Regions from separate parts of the Homo sapiens genome. Here region 1 is linked to region 2. Evidence: chromatin contacts called from ENCODE Hi-C or POLR2A ChIA-PET data. All regions are on one chromosome and are shown on one strand. Each heading gives the region's core, a stretch centred on a gene start or an enhancer-like site at or near the end of the contact. The rest is flanking DNA. Distances are from core to core; before and after follow the strand shown.

What was found. A loop is a pair of places that touch in the nucleus more often than their neighbours do. ChIA-PET counts read pairs that join two places held with the same protein, here RNA polymerase II (POLR2A). Pooled maps may share reads with other maps.
Region 1: a loop to region 2 is called in a map with no recorded cell type, with 2.6 times the contacts of the local background. The contact joins the promoter of C2CD4B here to the enhancer-like site in region 2. A Hi-C loop is called at or near these places in 1 of 168 maps with a recorded cell type or tissue (endothelial cell of umbilical vein), 2 of 37 single-sample maps with no recorded cell type and 3 of 50 pooled maps. POLR2A ChIA-PET finds 5 or more read pairs at or near these places in 1 of 52 experiments (T-cell).

What each region holds. Positions count from the first base shown.
Region 1 is chr15:62,161,443-62,168,500 of GRCh38, forward strand. C2CD4B (C2 calcium dependent domain containing 4B) reads right to left here and starts at 3,843. Exons shown (of 2, transcript NM_001007595.3): 1 at 3,753-3,843; 2 at 2,093-3,582. The coding sequence starts at 3,542. The coding sequence ends at 2,448. LOC124903502 (a long non-coding RNA gene) reads left to right here and starts at 3,971. Exons shown (of 2, transcript XR_007064669.1): 1 at 3,971-4,730; 2 at 4,848-5,152. RefSeq lists enhancers at 3,294-3,893, 3,894-4,493.
Region 2 is chr15:61,875,562-61,883,061 of GRCh38, forward strand. VPS13C (vacuolar protein sorting 13 homolog C) reads right to left here. Exons shown (of 85, transcript NM_020821.3): 69 at 7,035-7,175; 70 at 6,186-6,267; 71 at 6,002-6,071; 72 at 5,282-5,393; 73 at 5,048-5,161; 74 at 3,046-3,185; 75 at 1,412-1,493; 76 at 171-284. LOC124903501 (a long non-coding RNA gene) reads left to right here. Exons shown (of 3, transcript XR_007064668.1): 3 at 3,789-3,932. Among named protein-coding and RNA genes, the nearest start is that of LINC02349, 150 kb to the left of the region's middle. Within about 2 kb of position 3,855, at least 2 of the 41 ENCODE cell types and tissues checked have a DNase peak (open chromatin) inside an H3K27ac peak, as active enhancers do.

The DNA of each region.
Region 1 (7,058 bases), core at 2,593-5,092, 290 kb after region 2:
GTACCACCTCACCTCAGCTAATGTGGCTTTCATCAAAAAGACAAAAACAAAAAACAAATCCTAGCAACAATGTAGAGAGGGCAGAACTCTTAAACACTGTTGGTGGGAATGTAAATTAATACACCCATTATGAAGATGACAAACATTTTTCAAAAATTTGAAAATAGAACTACCATAGGCTCCAGCAATTTCACTAGTGGGTATATATTCAAAGGAAAGGAAATCAGTATGCTGAAAAGATATCTTTACTCTTATCTTAATTGGTGCACTATTCACACTAGCTAAGATATGGAATCAACTTGTGTCTATCAAGGAATGAATGGATCAAATAATTTAGTATTTATACACAATGGATTACTATTCAGCCATAAAAAATGAAATCCTATCATTTGCAACAAGGTGGATGAACCTAGTGAAAATGATGTTAAATGAAATAAGCCCAGCACAGGAGAAATACTGTATGCTACTTCTAGTCAGCCATCTTGCTGATGTCACTCTCAGATTTCAGTGATCTTAACATTATATTTTTATATTTATATAAATATATAAATTTATATAAATATATAATCAGTCACAAGCAAATGTATTTCATCAAGTGCTCATTCCAGATTCTTTACCTATTTTAAGAAGTCAATGTTTTACATGAAGTTTCATTTTTGTTAAATTGAGCCCTCTGAAAAGGAATAAGCCTTTATGTATATGTCATCTTCATTATGTTCTCTGAAGTCTACAGAATGAAGCTAATTCCATTTCTACTAAATAAATAAATGAATACATAGGTTGAACAGCCTCTTCTTGGAATACTTCCCTCCAACACACTGGCCTCACCTCCTCTGACCCACAGGGGTGGGTCAGTCTTCTGGAGAAGTCAGAACACTTGGTTCTTGTTTGAATTCAGCTATGCACATTAGCTGTATAGCTTTGGGCAAGTCATCTCTGTGATGTTTTCTCAATATCAAAAGTAGTTTGATGAGATTATTTTTAAAGGCTAATTTGTTCACTTTGAAATAATATTTCAAATCCAGGATTTTTATTTAGTCTGATCAAATTTGTACCCAGACTTCATTATTATAACAACAATGCAGAAGGAATTTCTGATGTAGAATGACGGCAAACTGTTGCTTATGGGGAAATTTACCATGGGGATACTGAAGGGTTCTACATTCCCACTCCTGGCTCTTCTAAGTCCTCAGTCACAGGTAGCCCTACCTTTTCCAAGCTCCACTCCAGGAGCAGGGAGAAACAACTGGAAAGAAAGAAGACCTGAAGGAGTTCATTCTCTGCAACATTATTGAGCACTATTCAACAGTACAGTGCAAGCATTTCAGGTTTGCTCTCATATTTCACATGTATTCAAGGGTTATTTGGATATTAAGGTATATCTTCACAAAACCCTGTGAGGTAGATATTACTCCCTTTTCACTGATGGAGAAAATGAGGCTCAGGGAGAGTAACTGATTTGCCCTAGTCCAGAAAAGTGGCAGAAAAAAAATTGAACTCTCTATTTGTCTCCAACTCCATTGTGCTTTCCACTACATGGTGGATTCCCGTGGCCCAGGGCAAATTCTCTTGGGTATAATCAGTTTCCAGTGGACTTAGGTTTATTTGTTGAATTAACAAATGAAAATCAATTGGATTTTTAAAAACACTCTCTAGAACCCAGTGTTCAAGAAACTGACTACTTACTTTTTAACTCATCTAGGAAATCCTACCGCAAAGCTAATTAGTGTGTAATTAGATACATAGCTAGGTGAGAAAATGCCACAAAAAGTATCATCTTGTTTACAGAGGCAAGAAAGATTTCTAAGATTTCCTAGGTAAGGAAGAGAGAGACCCCAGGAATAGCTATTCCCTAGATAACCCATCTATTGGAAGGTCCTCCACTTCCCTGTTTTCCTCACCAATTTTTGAAAAACTCACTTCCAAAAGAAAACTTTCTACAAAAAAATTTTCTTCCCACCAGGGTATATACATCCTTATAATACAAGTGTCTCACTCTGATGTGTGCGCGTGCGCAAACACAAATTAGGATATTACCTATGCCGCATCAATATGTAAAGCTGTGTATATGAATCGTAACGTTGGGCATGACTCTGAATGAATAACTTGCTTTATTAAAAAAAAACTGTAACATTGATAGAAAACCGGAAGGAATTAAAAACAATGCAGATGGGTGTACTTCCTTTCTCTCCCAGTCCCAAGCCAACCCATTTTTCCTTGGAATGCAAAAATGGTCTGGAAAGAGATATGGGGGTCCTGTGAACAGAACAGGGAGTCATTATCTTTTTCTTCTTTACCAATAGACGATGACAAATGTGGATGGTGAGGAAGTAAAACGTCAATAAAGCAGTATCATAAATAAAAAAATAAATAACGTTTATTCTGTACCACGCGGCTGTCAGTGTCCGGAGTCTCCAGGGCAGAGCGCCCCGGGGAGGGCTGGGCCCTCAGAGCAGCAGGAGGGCGCCCAGGGACAGCTCACCCTGGCCCAGCAGGCGGCCCCGATCCCGGCCGCGACCCTCATCCCGGGCCTTGACGCGAACGGCCAGGCGGCGCACCTCGTCTTCCGAGAGGCCGTCGAAGCAAAAGTCCTGGTCAAAGGAGGCCTTGCGGCTGCGCCCCACCACAGCGCTGCATTGCCAACGCGCAGTGCCCGGCGGCCGCAGGACGAGGCTGAGGCGGCAGCGGACGGCGCGGGGCCCGGGGGCGCCTCCGAACAGGCTCTCCGCGCGGAGCAGCCGGAGGCGGAGACGCCGGGTTCCCGGACAGTACTCAGCAGCCAGGCGCAGGGCGTCGCCGGCGCGGCCCAGAGCCACGGTGCCCTTGGCCTCCAGGCGCTCAGGAAGCGGGGCCCTGGATGACAGCGGGCTCGAGGAGGGGGCCCGGGCCGGGGACTCGGATCCCGCGCGGCGCTCCTCGTCCTCGTTCCCGCTGGAGACGGAGCGGACGCGGGCCAGGCGGCGACTCCTTCCAGCCCGCAGCGCGCGACTCAGCAGCCCGTCGGGGACGCGCAGGAGGCGGCAGCGGCGGGGCCCCGCAGCGAGCGCGTCCTGGGGCAGGCGGGGACCGCCGGGGGCCGCGGGGGTGGCCGGGCCCGGACCTCGCGGGCCGCACAGGGTCCCCAGGGGGGCGTCCGGGCCTCCGCCGCCGCCGCAGCTGTGGGCCCGGGGCCGGGGCGCGGGCGGGCCCCCGAGCAGGAGCGACTCCTTGCGGCGCGTGTGCGGGCTCTCGAGCAGCGCGCAGAAGCCGTAGGTGGTGCGCACACGGGGCAGGTGCGGCAGTGACAGCGCTGCCTGCGAGCGCGGGTCCCAGTCCGTGCGGCCGGCGTCCTCGTCTGCCGCGCGGGGCCACAGGTCGCTTTCAGCGGCGCAGCGCCGGGGCACGGCGGCGGCCCGGATTGGAGACTCGAGCGTGCAAGGGGCCGGCAGCCGCGGCGGGATGCAGAATTCGGGGATGCGATTCGGCGTGAGCACTTTGGCGAAGGCGGGCTTCGGCGCGGAGCTGCCTGCGGCCGAGGAACAGAGTTTCTCGAGGAGCCGCATCCTTGGAGGCTGGGGCTAGGAGTGGCGGGAAGAGGTGCGCCTGCGGGGGAGAGAAGCTGCTGAGTTTGGGCGCCTGGAGCTGCTGCAGCCCCTCGACGCGGCTGGATCCCTCCCCCAGACCCTGTAAACGTCCCCCACGTGTTTAAGACCCCAGACCAGTTCCAGCCTTCCTCTCCCCTGCACCCACAACAAATCAGCCCCGCTTCAGACCTTTCTCTCTTCTTCAGTGTCTCTGGATCTGGTTGCAAGCTCAGTGCCAGTGGCCTCTAGCCCGCTGCCGAGGCGCCACCTTCAGTACTGCGGCCAGGAGAGTGGCGCTCCCCTCTTATACCGTAGGCTGAGTCCCGCCCAGCCGCCAGCGGCCCAACCCGGAGGTGCTGCACAGCCCGCCTTCCCGCCACCCTCTCCCACGACGCCGGGAGGTCTGCATGCACTGGGCGCTCAGGTCTGCGCGAAGCTGTCGCGGGAGCAGGCACCTTGTGGTCAGCTCTGGGACCCGCATTTGCAGTGAGTGCGTGGAGCCCCAGGCAAGGCCTGGGAAAGGTTGCAGGTGAAGAGAGGGCACCCTGTCGTCCTGCCAAGGAAAAATTGGCGGCTGAAAATGTTTCTGGCTTCTTGGAGAAGGTGAGGCTGGACGAGGAAACAGGAAGTTAATTTGGCTAGGAGATAAACCGTCACTCACCCTGCATGTAACCTGGACGTGACCTGCACGTCCTGGGAGCTTCTGTTTTCCTGTCCCCACGCACTCGCAGCGTGCAGACCAATATGGTTTCCAGTTATTTATATACTTATTTACTGTCTGTCTCCCTCTGCTAGACTGTGCTCTTTTTGATAGCATAGGCCCTGGCTCAGTCCATGCCCTAAGTACTGGTGAAGTGGGTAAATTAATCGTTGAGAAAATTTCTGATCGCTTCTTGGTCTTTTGGCTAAGATCAAGTGGAGAAAGCCTCTGAATGGCTGCAGGCTCTGCCTGTCATCTTGATAGTTACAAAACATGGGGCTTCTGGCTCCTGCCCTAAAATAACACTTGACGTTTTTAAAACTACCCCTTTTTTTTTGCTCTAGCACGGAGGTATCCAGTTAGAAAGCACCTTCCCGAAATATAGATTCCTTCTTTCCACCCCCGACCTTCATTTTCTGAGATGTGAAGACTGAAATCCCAGAGGGACCTGAGGAAATTCCAGAAAGGTTAAAAAGAGCCAGTTAATGGCAGAAGCTGGAACTAGCAATTTCCTGTTTCTTTGGCTTTGCATGTGATGCTTCCTGTGATCTGAAATGCCTTTTCTCTGCTTTTTCTTTATATAGGAATTCCTGTTTATTTTCTGTAATTCAGCCCACGCATCGTCCCTTTCAGGTGCCTTCACCCACCCAGCCGCCGCGGAACTCCCCTGCTCCAGTTCCTCAGTCCCTCCTCATTTCCTTCCTACATCTAGGGGCCACCATTGTTGCGGTTCGCATGCTGCTTTGGAATTTTCGGTTTACAGTTTTGTCTCCCCCTAATAGCCTTGTGGGTTTTCAGTGGGCAAGGACTGGGGCAGCTCAACCAGAAGGGGATTTCGGGAGTCTATTATGAATAAATGAAAAATAAAAGTCCTAAGATCAAGAACTGGGATTGCCTCCATCCCGGTTGCCTTATCCAGGCTACAAGCCTGGCTGTCTTATTCGTCTCTACGTAATTCTAGCACCCAGGATACAATGCCAGGCAAATAGTAAGGGCTTAGTAAATATTTGATGAATTGTATTGAATTGATACTGATCTGCAGGTCTTATGACTGTCAGGTGCTATCAACCACATATCTCTCTACGTAATTTGATTTCTTTCTCACAGAAAACCAATAAGGAAGACATTTTTTCTGTTTCCCAGATGAGAAACTGAGGGACTTGTCTAGGGTCATTCAAGCTATGATCATAGCGTACATAGAGCCTAAGTCCTAGCTTTTTGGCTAATTTCTTCTAATTCATTCCGTCTTTCCTTTCTTCCTTTTTTCTGTTCTTCCATCCTTCCTCCATCTATTCACTCAGTTCAATATAATGCAGAGTCTACTGTGTGATTTGTATCGCCCTTTACACCCAGAATGTTAATTCTTACAGCATCTCAGTCTACTGTTAAGTAGTATTTTCCACTATACTTGCTTTGGAATAAGCCCCACTATTTTTAAATCCTTAAAGGTGAAAAGAGTAAGTGTTTCTCTGGGCTAATAATACTTTACTGCTTAATTGACCCACAGGTTCCGCATCCCCCAATTCAACCAACCACGGATGGAAAATATTTGGAAAAAATAATAATACAAAAGAAATGAAGCAATAAAATAACTATTCACATAGCATTTACATTGTAGTAGGTGTTAGAAGTAATCTAGAGATGACTTAAAGTATATGAGAGGATATTCATAGGTTACGTGCAAATACTATGCCTTTTTATATAAGGAAATTGAACATCTGAGGATTTTGGTATCTTGAGGGACCTTGGAACCAATCCCCCTCAGACACTGAGGGACACTTGTATGCTTTTTTAATGGGGCAAGTATCGATCAATATGCAGCCACTGGGGCCAGGGAGCAGTAGCCATTCCTGCTAAAGCCAGATTTTCAGGCACAAACATCCCGAGGGGTGTCTGACAGGATCATTTCCCTGTGATTCTTCAGGCCAATGTGCTGATTCATGGGCAAACGGTCTCTCTAAAGTGGAGCACACCTGCATTATGTCCTGCAGTAGATGCAGCTCGTTTCAAATGAAACCTCAGTGAAAATGGCCTTGGTGACAATGAACACTCAGACATCATATCGGTGGGTGAAAGATGCTGAAAGCAGGACATGGGATTTGAGTGATTGCACTCCCAGCACGTCCATGTTTACAGAGCAACGCAAACGTGGCTATTAACACAATCCCTATCTAGAGGGTTTTCCAGAACTGTTATCTTCCCATGAATCAATATTCTATAGAAGAGAAAGTAAGATACAGGGAAATTAAATTACTTACCCAGGGATCCTTTTCAGATAGTCACTTATTCAACCACAGCTATAGGCTGGAACCCACAGTTGGAGGCCTGGCTTCCTTCCATATTCTTAAATCACACTGGGAGAAAATAAAAAACAGCTCCTCAGTGGAAACTTCGATCGCTCCAGTTGTTTCAGTTTTGTGCCTAATAACCACATAAAGGCCACTATCATCTTGTATTCAAACCTTGAAATTGTTATTTTAAAGAAATGATCTCTTTAATAACAATAATGTTTACTGACTATGTAGTAGGTGGAAGTCATGTTAAATGCTTCATATACTTTATCTTATCTAATCAACCCTATAAAGAAGGTAGAGATGCAGAAACAGGCTCACAAAGGGAAAAAAACAGAATAAAACTTCTCATAAATCTCACATACAGTAAAAGCAGGGCTGGAACTCAAATCCAGATCCATCTGGCTCATGGTCCTGTGTGCTTATAACCCCTTCCCTACAGTGCCTCTCTCAAAGCCATTTCTCCTGAACCCAGCTCCTCTCTAGGTAGCTAGATAATAGAGA
Region 2 (7,500 bases), core at 2,605-5,104:
CCAATGTTATCTCATGTACCTTTAAATAAAAATATAAAATTGATATACTTTTGTGATTTGAACATTATTCAATTCCAAGATACAATTACAATGCAAATTACTATTTGTTATTAAAAAATAGACCATCCATTTTTCTGTACCTATCCTTAGAACAAATAAGAGGTCAATACCTGGAAGGGTTCATAGAATAAAGCTTCAACTCCTTCAGACAGACCTCTAATTAATCCAAATGGGTTTCCAAGTACATCTAACCCCAATACAAGGACATACATCTGTTTCAAGAACTAAAAAAGAAAAAAAATTAAATTAAGTCCTTCACAACTATTGTAAGAAACATCATAATGAAATAGAAAAAAAGAGATTTACTGATAAAATTAAGTTTGTGTTAAAAGAAAGCTGTATGGAATAATCACCACTACCTCCACTAATGGATCTTTTACTGTGTGCCAGGCACTATGCTAATTTAAACAGCTTTTAAATTAGACAGAACTAGGTTTGACGCACAGGCTGCCACGTAGCAGTTATGTGACCCTGTGCAAGTCATTTAGTATCTAACAGCCTGTCTTCTAATCTATAAAATGGAAGGTCAGGCTGGGTGTGGTGGCTCATGCCTGTAATCCCAACAGTTTAGGAGACTGAGATGAGAGGATCACTTGAGGCCAGGAGTTAATGACCAGTCTGGGCAACATAGTGAGACTCCGTCTCTATAAAAACTCAAAATTTTTTAAAAAGGGAAGTTACACTGTCCTTGCATGGGTGAGTATGCATATTAAATGAATACATAATTCAGTAATTGTTAGTTTTTTTTAGTATTACTTTACCATCATTATTAATAAATTAGATGGAAAATAATAACCAAAACAAAAAAAAGGGAAAACATATCCTCATTTTAACATGTAACAATCATAATGTCTGTATATGTAATAGGAGAAAGAATATTCCAGCAGTGGAAGGAAAGGAGATGTCACCATGCAGTTCCATGGTATAGCAATTGTACCAAAGTGACCTGCAACAACTACTGTTTCTATGCATACATACTTGAACCACAGAGTAACTGAGGCACAGGGAGGAAACCGGCTTAGAATTCTGCTTGCAGTTCACTAGATTATATTCAGAAACTATAATCACTGAAGAAATCAAGTATAATGACTATAAAGTCACTATTCTTTCCCAAAGTGGTAAAAGTATAATTGCAAAGTCAAAAAAGGAACTGGAGGAAAATTTTCAAAAGGTGTATAAAGAGGGGTTGAACTAAAGAAACAGAAATTAATCATTGAAGAAAGCCACTAAATACGGAGATTTCAAAGTGAGATAAATTAGATAAACATTACTGCACACTATACAGTCACATGCAAATGTTTTGATATTTTATGAAGTATATTCCTTATGAAATACTATGATAGGAAATTACCTGTTCACTGTAATGCCTAACAACACTCCATATAAGCTGATCTCTCTTGTAGAACTGATATCGAATTTCATAATAAGCAAGTCTGGGAGGAGAAAAAGGAAAGATTCAAAGATACTAATATTATATGATAAAAAAAGAGACTTAAAATTTGAATGACAGCTAATGCTAATCATAGCCAATTCTTTCACAATTGACTTCGTACATTTACCACATACAATTTATGATTGTCTTAATAATGGTTACTAAATTATTATAAAAACAGTGCACAAGTTTTTCATATATGCATAAAGAGTTCTTTAAAAGTCAACCATCATCCCATCACATAGTGGATTTTAAAGGTTTATTTTCGTATTTCGCACTTAGAATTCTTTCTTTTATATGCAATGATAAAATGTTTAAAACATTTTGTATGCCCTGTTTACACTCAACACTGTGGAAAAGTATTTCTCTATGTTATTTAAAACTTGACATAACCATTTTTAACGGATGCATAGCATGCTACCATGTGGCAGTGTCGTAACAAACAATTCTTCCACTGTCAGACATTTCCAATTTTTGCTAAAATAATTAATGATGCCATGCGTATGTTGAATATAACTCTTTGGTTGAACTTCAAGGTTAGATTACTTTTTGGAAAGAATTTCCAAAAAGAGAACTACTGAGTGAAAAGCAACAAAACATTGAAGGCTCCTAACAAATGCAGTTTTCCACTTATACCAACAGTATTTAAAAAGTACCTATTTCTTAGAACCACCCCTGACTAGTATTAAATAGGATTTTAAAATAGAATCGCTCATATTTTAAAATCTTTGATAATTTGCTTTAATTTGCATGTATTCTTTGATAAATAATAACGCCATCACTGTGTTTTCCCTTTTGCGAATTATCTCCTATTGTTCTCTGGCCATTATACCGTTAGAATCTAGGTTTTTCTTCTCAATGTTTAATATTAAGATAACAGTCCTTTCTCTGTCATTATATTTTCCCAGGCTTTTGTTTTTTAATTATTTTCATTGATTTTGTTGTAAAGTATTTGATTTTTATGTGGTTAAATGTATCTTTTATTTTCCATTGAAATGTTTTCCACTGCTTTTAAACTTAGAAAGACCTCCTCTATTCAGAGATTGGACTTTTTTTGTCTTTTCAGTTTAGGTTTTATATTTTATCATTCGTTTCCTCTGAAATTTAGTAGTGTACATGTAAGGTAAAAATGATCTACAGGGAATTTTTTTTCACCCAGATAACTACTTGTTCCAATACCATTGTTGAATTTCAATTCAATAACAATTTATTTAATGCATATGTATCTAGCATTACATATCTCTAAATATAATTATGTTTTAAAATATGGTTAATTTATAATATATGACTAAAAAATTCAATTATTATTCTACATCCATGTATTATCTAGATATGAGTAATCAAAAAAAACAAAAAACAAGACTCTACACCTTATCATTATGAATACAATAAGCATTCCTAAAGAGTATAATCACAAATGAACCAAATTCTCCAAATATAAGTAGTAAAGTTATCCTTTTCCTAAGCTAACATTGCACAAGTGGAGAGAATTAATGTCTAGAAACATGACCTTGGTACACCTGCTTCTCAATGTACTCTAACAGAAGTCTTACTTGAATATAAGGTCATCCACATCAGTCAGAGTAGCACCTATGCTTTTCAACAGCAAGTTGACAGAATGAACTGCAAACATTTCCTGTTTTTCTTTGTCTGATTCTTCACCTCCGGAACCCAAAGACAAACTCAAATGCAACTAAAAGAAAAATAATGTTCAATAAATGAAAGCTAAAAGTGAAAAATTTACATATTTAGGATCCAGGTAGTCCAGAAACAAACCAAAAAAAGTCTTTCGATTAGAGTCCTAGTGAAAGCTATTATTTGATACCACACATTATAGCAGAACAACCCACTTACATTTGATTCTCTTTGCTTTTTGATAGAATACAAATTAGTCTGATCCAAAAACAGAGTTCTAATTTTATGCAATGTATATAAATGCCATTGCATTCATATGAGGGAAACCGACACACTTTACAAAAATGGCGTAATCATTTTAAGAAGAAAAACATGTAAACTGGCACACAAGTAATCTGCCAGTCAAAATACAGATAATAACAATAACATGACAATTAAGGTAAGTTAGCAAGCTGTCAAGTTTTTAAAAGTATAATAAGGCTTTCAGCTTCCACAGATCCTCCAACTTAGTATTTAAACATGAGATTTCAGATTCTCATTTAGCTGCTACTTTGAACTGAACCATCATTAGTGCAATAGTGCAAGAAGACATAGGCAAAAAGTAATTCAATATGTGTAAATAAAGTAGATGAATTTCCTTTCTCATTTTGTCATTTCCTAGGCATATTAACTAACCAATATAGAGTTCAAGTAAAGTGGACTTGGGGCAACGCCAGGAAAGCCTGTGGTTAGTTTTTTCTTTCATGTGACCCTCTGCCCAAATGACGAGTCTGGGAGTGCTGGGATCCAGGAAAGGTAACCACAGGTAAACATTAATCCAGCCCTTCCCTAGGGCAATGTTACTTATGGGCTATGAAAATAATTGTTGTTCATAATCTTTGCCATTAGACTTCATGGCACAATTCCCACTGTGCCTAAGAACACGAATAGGTAAATTATCAATCATTAATATCCCCCTAGAATATAATATCCATGAAGCTGTTTTATACCTCCACAGCAACTTTCATAATAAGCATTCAGTAAATACTTGTTTAAGGTATTGTTCAATCCCACAAATAACTGATTTTCACTTAAAAGTGAAAAAGAAATGGTATATTACCTATCACATAAAACAATATCAATTTTAAACCTGACACTATCAGTATGTCTGATATCACCAAACTAATAGATCAATTTAAAATAATAATTCCATTTTAGAAATCCATTCATTTAGCTGAAGGACTGGTAAATGCAATTGAAAGTAATGTGCTGTAAACAGTTTTTGAGAATGTAAAGGATCATCAATATTTTAAAGAGTTACTTAATTATAAATCTGGCCCATTACACAAGTTTAGAGCATTATGGTTGATAGCATTTGTGAATTTAAGAATTTACTAAGCAGTCACCTTCTCCTATAAAAGCTAAAAAGAACAACAAAAGGGAAAAAAGAAATGGGTTCATAAAGTACAACATCAGGCAAGTGAAAGGTATCCAATTTTCCACTCCCTTAGTTACAAGCAAATTTTGGAAGGGGGGAAAAACACCACATCAACAGTATAGTACCTACTTCAGCGTTTTCACATTCTGGTTACAGCACCCATTATAGCTCTCTGTTTAGACAGTGATAGTAGTTACAAAGTGCAACCAAAACATTAAACGTTGGCAAGCACTTCTACGCTTAATTAAGAAACGCTTTTGTCAGCTTCTTCTTTGAATAAGGGGGTTATTAATTCAAAACTGGAGAACATGCTCTGGTGGTTTCTCTGTGGGAATTGTGGCTGCACATATGCTACAGAGAACTGTCTTAATTATTTCGATTAATCAAACAAAATTCCCACCAAATACATGATGCAACAAATTAAAACCTACCTTGGTCCACAGACCCTTTAAAAAGTTCTACAATAATTTCACTAAATTTTCAAAATAATAATTACAACAAACCTTCACAGGAGAAATATGGAAATGTTCAAAGAAACTAAGAATTGACATATCAGTCATTGAAGTCTCCATTAATTCTGCATTTAGAGCATCAATATCTTGTTGGATTAACTTTGTCTGAAAAAAATAAAATCAAGAATTTCTATTTTAATTTTTTTCTCTATTAGAATTCGTTCAAAAGAGGCTGATTTAAATTTTGTTAATTTTATATTTTCCCCAAGAAATAAAAATTTTTACCCGTCTTCTTTCAGCTTCAGGGTCTGTTGTTGGGGTAAACAGTGCAATAATAGCTCCTAGAAACCCTTGATCAATTTTTAAGGCCATTTCCTGAATGAGGACCATAAAATACCTAAGAAAAAAAATTTAAAATGGAAAAGGATTTCTACCAAATCTTTTAATTTTCAATGTTAAAACTTTGATTTCAGTGAAAAGCCACAGTTATATCTTGTTCCTTCATCTCCTAAAAATTATGTTAATAAGATCAAAGTCTTCTTAGATTGAGACTTTTTCACTGGAGTGAAAGCTTCACTCAAGGTAATACTGCTGCATTAACACTTAGCAATTACAGTCCCAAATGCCACATTCGTCATGTCACAGATGAAACAAATACAACCAGATCATGTAGCATGTATGATCCAATTTTTAAAGTTCACAGCAATTACATTAAAGAACACAGCTCACAAATACATATCATTTAGATTTCACTTACTATTTTATATTCTAATTGAAGTTATAAAGGGAAGAAGATGGTTGAAGAAATTCTACACTTTAAAATATGTAGAGACTACTACTAAAATAAGTTGAAGCATAAAAGATTACTTGACCAAAAGTGAATTAATAGGTTCAGCTGGAAAATACTTTTTACATGAAAGTCACTTTCAAAAAGAGTAAGATTTATTTTCAAAGTAGATTCTCATTTTAAATTCTTTTAGAGAAACAGCAGGAATCTTCACTTACTTGAACTGTAAGACTTTACTGTACTCATTAAATCTTGTGATGACACTCACATCAATGAAAGGCTTGGGCTCTAAGAGGAAGAAGTAACACATAAAAAAAAATAATGCTTTATACTAGGTTAAACTAATGCCTATTTAACTTTTATAAATAAGGTATATCTATGTCACAACTTATTTTATTTTACCTGAATCTAAAGCAATAGATTTTGGAGGGGCAACAGGATGAAATACAACAGGGAACATTGCACCTGGTAACTGATTATCAACCTGAAAGAAAAGAAAACGAACTTATCAAGATTTCAAATAATTTAAACTTTTAGTTTCAAAGATAATGTTATAGAAGAGGCCACCACTTTCATCATAATTAAGTGTCTGCGTGTATATGCGGTGTAATTAGAAGTTTCATTTTAAATCTGTAAAAGTTACATACCTCAGCAAGGGCAAGGCTTTCAATAAAGGACTATATAAATACTCTCATAATTGTATTAACAGTGTGCAGTATGTACATCATTAATGAAAATACTTGTATCTATGGATCCTGTGAGATTTCAATTCTCTATGGTTTAAATAAAAGTTGAAACTGAATATGAAATTAGGGGATAAGAGAAAAAGAAGAAGAATTAAAGTAGCCTAAACAGTACTTAACAGCTAAAAGGAAGGAAGGGAGGGATGCTGGGAGAGAGCAAGCAAGCATCCAAAAGGAACCTCCAGCAAAGCTCTGCTCTCTGTCCTGAATGACGACAAAGGAAAATCTTATTTGGGGGTCCCATGACAAATTCAAAGGAACATTTAAGAATAACAATCTCAGTGCAAGAAAACCCTTTTGCAGGCTAATCGATCAAAATTAGTCTTAACAGTCACGAAGTTTATAAGTAAGATGTTAAATAAACAGGATATGTGGAAAAAGGGGAAAAAACATACAAACAAAGAAAAGATACCAATTACAATGTAAACTATATAGTTGTAAAAAAGAAATTTCATTCCCAAGATTCCCAAAGTGATGATAAATACTTATTTGAGAATGACAATGTTACCTGAAGCCAGTACAACCTGGCCCTTAAACTTCTCTGGTGAGAAGACTGCTTAAATTCAATCTGAATTCCTGATAAAAAGTCTCGTTTAATAGGGCTACGAATAGGGAGGCGCATTTCCATTGGATCTTTATCAAAATTGACCTAGAAAAAAAGCACATGTTTTTGTGATGAGCTGATATTAGCACAGTAGCTATTCCATTTTTAATATCTGTTTATTGATCAAATTGAAAAAATCTTTATCTTTATGTCTCACCAACAGATCTATCTTAAGGTGATCTACAGTTGAGATCTCTGAAGCAAAAGCACCACTTTTCTACCAGTTATTAGAAAAAAAAGATCGTGAAACTTTTCAAGTATAGAAACTATAGTTTTAAAAACATGCTTTATGTAAAAGAAAACTTCCTCAAGTAACGAATAGTTCCAGATAATTCTTTCTTTCCTTTTCTTTTTTTTTTGAAACGGCATC